2 separate regions of the Homo sapiens genome follow, and region 1 is linked to region 2. A link is an interaction called in ENCODE POLR2A ChIA-PET data of the cell type or tissue named here. Cell type or tissue: A673. All regions are shown on one strand. Links, peaks and the distances in the headings refer to the core of each region. The heading gives the core; the rest is flanking DNA. Region 1 overlaps PPP4R3B (protein phosphatase 4 regulatory subunit 3B). Region 2 overlaps RPS27A (ribosomal protein S27a).

Evidence for each region. Peaks named below come from ENCODE experiments on the same cell type or tissue, not always from the same donor. Only the 100,000 strongest peaks of a DNase experiment are listed, where the experiment ranks them.
Region 1: POLR2A ChIA-PET joins it to region 2 with 8 read pairs; 3 of 35 experiments call an interaction of 5 or more read pairs at or near these places.

What each region holds. Positions count from the first base shown.
Region 1 is chr2:55,589,427-55,592,349 of GRCh38, reverse strand. All of the region lies in intron 4 of PPP4R3B (protein phosphatase 4 regulatory subunit 3B), which reads left to right. Among named protein-coding and RNA genes, the nearest start is that of PPP4R3B, 27 kb to the left of the region's middle. In A673, for the core only: no CTCF peak of the experiment used is centred there; a DNase peak (open chromatin) is centred at 1,359.
Region 2 is chr2:55,235,350-55,238,215 of GRCh38, reverse strand. RPS27A (ribosomal protein S27a) reads right to left here. Exons shown (of 6, transcript NM_002954.6): 6 at 2,363-2,788. The coding sequence ends at 2,639. MTIF2 (mitochondrial translational initiation factor 2) reads left to right here. Exons shown (of 16, transcript NM_002453.3): 15 at 788-928; 16 at 1,396-1,621. The coding sequence ends at 1,568. Among named protein-coding and RNA genes, the nearest start is that of RPS27A, 4.1 kb to the right of the region's middle. In A673, for the core only: no CTCF peak of the experiment used is centred there; no DNase peak of the experiment used is centred there; H3K27ac peaks cover 362 bases.

The DNA.
Region 1 (2,923 bases), core at 203-2,702, 350 kb before region 2:
GTGGTTTACTTAGTAGGAGTGACAAAAACCTCATTAATTATTTGGGAGGCCTGGATTCTAAATCCATCTGTCACTAGCTACCCTCAGAAAGGTTCACTTTTTGAACCTCAGTCTCTTGAAATTTAAAATTGGACTTGACAGTCTCTGTAATGTTGCAAAATCTGATTTAATTCTAAATTTCTGTGTTTATATGTTTCTAAAAATGAATGGGTTCTGTTTTTTCTTTTGTTTGGCCTGTATTTATATTACTGCAAAGAGAAGAGTTTGATTTAGACTGTTTAGAAGCAACCTCTTTTTTTCCCCACAGTGTTTTTTTATGTTGTCCAGAAAAGCAGCCACACAAGTTTTGACTTAAATATATAGGTTTTATTAAAACAAAAGCTGTTAAAACCAAATAGAAAAGAAAAACTAAAAGAGATTAGTTTGATTACTTGGAGAACCAGAGATTTTGGAGTAAGTATTTCAACTATATGATAGGCTTTAAGTTATTGATTATTTGCTTCCTTCATAAATATATTGGAACAGAGTGCTTTTATAGCTTAATGAATAATAGCCAGAGTAATGCTGGAAATCAGGGAAAAAATACTAGGAATACATATTCTCTTAATGGACTGTAATAATTGAGATTGCCTCTATCTGTAATATTTTATGCAGTTCTACTTATCAGCTCACAAGTACCGAATCATATAAGAAGAATTCAAGTGGGAAATTGCATTTATCAAGGAGTTGGAACTTTTTTCTTATGAAAATATTTTGAAAAAATTAAATTTTCAGGTAGTAAAGGATGAAGATGTAATCTACAACAGATGCAGGAAAATAGAAATTTATAAAAGGTGTGAATGGAGGTAAATATGTACTTACTCACCCTAACCTAAAATATTAAGACTAAAAGTATTTGGAAAAAGTAGGCTGGGCATGGTGGCTCATGCCTGTAGTCCTAGCACTTTGGGAGGCTGAGGTGGGAGGATTGCTTGAGGCCAGGAGTTCGATACCAGCCTGGGCAACAAAGTGAAACCCCCCCATCTGTACAAAAAATTAAAAAAAAAATAGCCAGGTATGGTGGCACGTGCCCGCAGTCTCTGTTACATGGGAGTCTGAGGGAGGAAGATTGCTTGAGTCCAGGAGGTCGAGGCTACACTGAGCCACGTTTGTACCACTGCACTCCAGCCTGGGCAACAGAGTGAGACTCTAGAAAAAAAAAAAAAGGAAAAACTAACTTGAGGGCTAAATAAAAGATTACATATGCATATAAACTCCCTCAAAAGATGGATGTTCAGGCTGCAGTGCATAAGGTCCAAAAGGAGTCAATGAAATACGAAAAGAAACACCTGAGTCAGACTAATTAAATGACTCAGACACATTCTGAGTCAGACTAATTAAGTGATTCATCTCCCAGTGTCTTGTCTTTGAGTAGCACCAATTGATTTTTAGTAGAAGAGCATGTTATACTCTCTGATTGTACCTAGTGGTTTCTATTCATTTTTTAAAAATACATGTTCCACGTTATTTCAAAAAGGATTTAAGGGATTGATACCATTTAATGGATGATCCTCAGTAAGAAAAAGGACAGGTAGTTGGGGTGTATCCTTTAAATGTTAGGGTTTTATTTTACTATCAACTCTACAGATACTATTGTTACAAACTTTTTTAGAACATGTTACTTTAAATTAATGGAAATTACATTTCATAAAAATGAATTTTGAAGATAACTGAAGCTTAAAACCACCAACAATTTCCATCAGTTTTTTTAGCAGATTTTGATGAAATCTCTAAGGTGAATTTTAATATTTTTGCCCATTTTTTCCTTTGTAATTTAGTCTGTGCTTATTGTAGAAAATTAGAAAATATAGATAACCAAAAAGAAAATCACTCATAACCTATCACCAATTAGAAAATATAGATAACCAAAAAAGAAAATCACTCATAACCTATCAGCAAGCAGTAACCACAGTTAACAGTCTAACCGGTACTCCTAGACTTTAGACAAACAAATTTATTTATTATTATTATTTTGTTGTTGTTGAGACGGAGTTTCACTCTTGTTGCCCAGGCTGGACTGCAATGGCGCAATCTCGGCTCACTGCAACCTCCGCCTCCCAGGTTCAAGCGATTCTCCTGCCTCAGCCTCCCTAGTAGCTAGGATTACAGGCATGTGCCACCATGCCTGGCTAGTTTTGTATTTTTAGTGGAGACGGGGTTTCTCCATGTTGGTCAAGCTGGTCTGGAACTTCCGACCTCAGGTGATCCCCCCGCCTCAGCCTCCCAAAGTGCTGGGATTACACGCATGAGCCACCACACCTGGCCCACAAATTTATTTTTTAAAAATGCGTGCTTGACTATATATATATTATATATATATAATATATTAAATATATATATAAATATATATATAATTATATATATTTTTTATATATATATAATTTTTTTTTTTTTTGAGATGGAGTCTCGCTCTTTTGTCCAGGCTGGAATACAGTGGCACAATCTCGGCTCACTGCAAGCTCCCCCTCCCGGGTTCACGCCATTCTCCTGCCTCAGCCTCCCAGGTAGCTGCCACTACAGGCGCCCACCACCATGCCTGGCTAATTTTTTTGTATTTTTAGTAGAGACAGGGTTTTACCATGTTAGCCAGGGTGGTCTCGATCTCATGACCTCGTGATCCGCCCGCCTCGGCCTTCCAAAGTGCTGGGATTACGGGCGTGAGCCACCGCGCCTGGCCACTTGACTATATTTTTCTGTTTGTCCTTTTAGACAACGCCTGTAGAAATTAGCACTTGTCTTTCTTTTTAATACCCCAGAGTCATTAGTATGAAAAGCAGTTATTGTAGTGCTTTGTCATTTAGTTATATCCTTGGGGACCGCAAGAACGTGTAAAACTGTGCACCAGTTGGTTGTAGGTTGTTGTATTTTATGAGTTATTGTATTT
Region 2 (2,866 bases), core at 1-2,500:
AAAGATAAAAATAAAAAAATTAGTGGGCATGGTGGCACGCACCTGTAGTCTTAGCTATCTAGAAGAACTGCTTGAGCCCAGGAGCTTGAGGGTACAGTGAGCTATGATCATGCCACTGCACTCCAGCCTGGGTGACCCATCTATAAAAATTTTTTTTAAAAAATAACAGAGAAATAAAGTAATGATAGATGATCTACTCTAGAAAATATATTGAAGGAAAGCTTAAAACAAGGTTTTCATGGAGCAGACAAGAATAGGCAAAGATGGCTGGGTGCAGTGGCTCACGCCTGTAATTTCAGCACTTTGAGAGTCTGAGGTGGGTGGATCACTTGAGGTCAGGAGTTTGAGACCAGCCTGGCCAACATGGTGAAACCCCGTCTCTACTAACAATATAAAAATCAGCTGGATGTGGTTGTGGGCGCCTGTAATCCCAGCTACTCGGGAGGCTGAGGCATGAGAATCGCTTAAACCCCGGAGGTGGAGGTTGCAGTGAGCCAAGATCACACCACTGCACTCCAGCCTGGATGACAGAGTGAGACTCTGTCTCAAAAAAAAAAAAAAAAAAAGAAAAAAAGAAAAGGAAAAGAATAGCCAAAGATTTTCATTCATTTTTATTCTTAATATTGGTCAGGAAAATAAAATTGGAGTTAAAGAAACCCAGACTTTTTTCTAGGCATGAATTTGGATTTTTGTCATACCTTTAATTCTTATACCACAGAATGTCAGAAATTACGTATTTATCAGAATCTTTAGTTTTCTGCACATTAATGTTCTCTTCTTCCTAAAGGTGAGGCATCTATACTAGCTACCTTCTCTGTAACAGAAGGGAAGAAAAAAGTTCCTGTGGCTGGCTGCAGAGTCCAAAAGGGACAGTTAGAAAAACAAAAAAAATTTAAACTAACCCGTAATGGACATGTAATTTGGAAGGGTAAGCAACATCAAAATCTCCTATAATAGCATATCCAGTCACCAAGACCTGTTGACTATATAACCATCTGAAATCTGTTCATCTTTCATGCCCATAATCTCAGCTCAGGCCATTTCTTATTGCTATTGAAACCCCTAAATTGTCTGTAGTTGATGGGTTCCCTTTGCCTGAGATGTATGTTGGTTTTACCCATTCAAGTCCTGAGTACCATCCTGTCCTCAGCAAAAAGTTTATGTCTACCTTTGAAATAGGAGATTTAGGTTATTTTGTTACAAATCAAGTCTTATTCACAGCAAACTTCATTTTTGAGGGGGTTCCCCTGGTATTTAGTCCCATCATTTAACTTGACAAGACCATAAAATTTTTAAGAATTTCAGTGTAATTTCCTGGTTAACACCACATAATGTAGTATTTAGTAGGTACTTATCATTTATTGAATATACTAACCTTAAATTATCTTTTTTAAGGCTCATTAACCTCATTGAAACACCATAAAGATGACATTTCAATTGTCAAAACGGGAATGGATTGTGGTCTCAGTTTAGATGAAGACAATATGGAATTTCAAGTGGGAGACAGAATTGTTTGTTATGAAGAAAAGCAAATTCAAGCCAAGACTTCTTGGGATCCAGGATTTTAAAATTACATTAAAAATGTAAATAACTCAACGTGTTGTTTGTTTGAAGGTAGAAATGCACTACTACTGGCCAAAAAGTATCTAAGTTGTTTTACCATGTGTTCATATGCATTTGCACAAACTGTCAAAGTGCTCAGAAATAGGAAACCTTATTTAAGGATGCCTCCAACTAGAAATCCTTGAATGGAAAGACTGGCAATATGGTAAAAGTGAATTGTTATTTATACATCACCGATTTCTTTCAAGTGTATGCTTTAGTTAAGAGGCTTATCAAGTGAACCAGCTTTCCCTGAATTGAGCTCCGAAGGAAGATAGGCTACCCCAGTCCTGCTTGAAACTAAACTGTCTTTTACTGTTAACAGTACAAATAAGTAATCATTCCTTTATAGGGATCCATCCTGAACAAACATTAAATTCCCAAGCGTTGTACAACAGACAGCAAGCATTCCACTGAAACACCCAGAGACTGAGGATGCATTTTGTTTTTTTTGGAAGCAGGGTTTTGTCCAGGCTGAAATGCAATGCATAATTAATTACAACTCCTGGGCTCAAGGGATCCTTTTGTCTCAGACTTCCCAGTAGGCAGGACCATAGGAGTCAGCCTACTTTTTTTTTTTTTTTTTTTTTTTTTACAGAGATGGGGGTCTTGCTATGGTGCCCAGGCTGCTCTTGAACTCCTGGACACTCAAGTGATCCTCCCAAAGCATAGGGATTACAGGCACCCCACAACAAAGAATTACCTGGCCCCAAATGTCTGTTGTGTTGAGGTCAAGAAATGGACAGAAACACAAACTGGCTTATATTTAGACAACTTACATTAAATATAACTTCTGCCAAAGTATAGGTAGTCTAAGAATTGAAAATATCAAGACCTTTACAAGTGGTTGGCACCTGGCAGGTATACAGAACCACTGGGTCACATAATCCCCAGAGGCAACATTCACACAGCGATAGCAGTAGCACTACTAAAAGGAAATGGTGTGACCATCAATTTGGTGCTTAAAAACCATTCTTTTTACTGCAATAAAACCCAACAATAAATGTTAGTTCATGTCTTTTATTAACTCATACAGTTACTTGTCTTCTGGTTTGTTGAAACAGTAAGTCAGACAACATTTGCCACAATAATGTCTGTCAAAGTGACTTGCCATAAACACCCCAGCACCACATTCATCAGAAGGGCACTCTCGACGAAGGCGACTAATTTTGCCATTCTCATCCACCTGAAAAGCACAAACCTGCTGTTAAGATAATTTTACAACACATTCTGAAGTCTAATTTAAGTGACTCAAAATATTTAA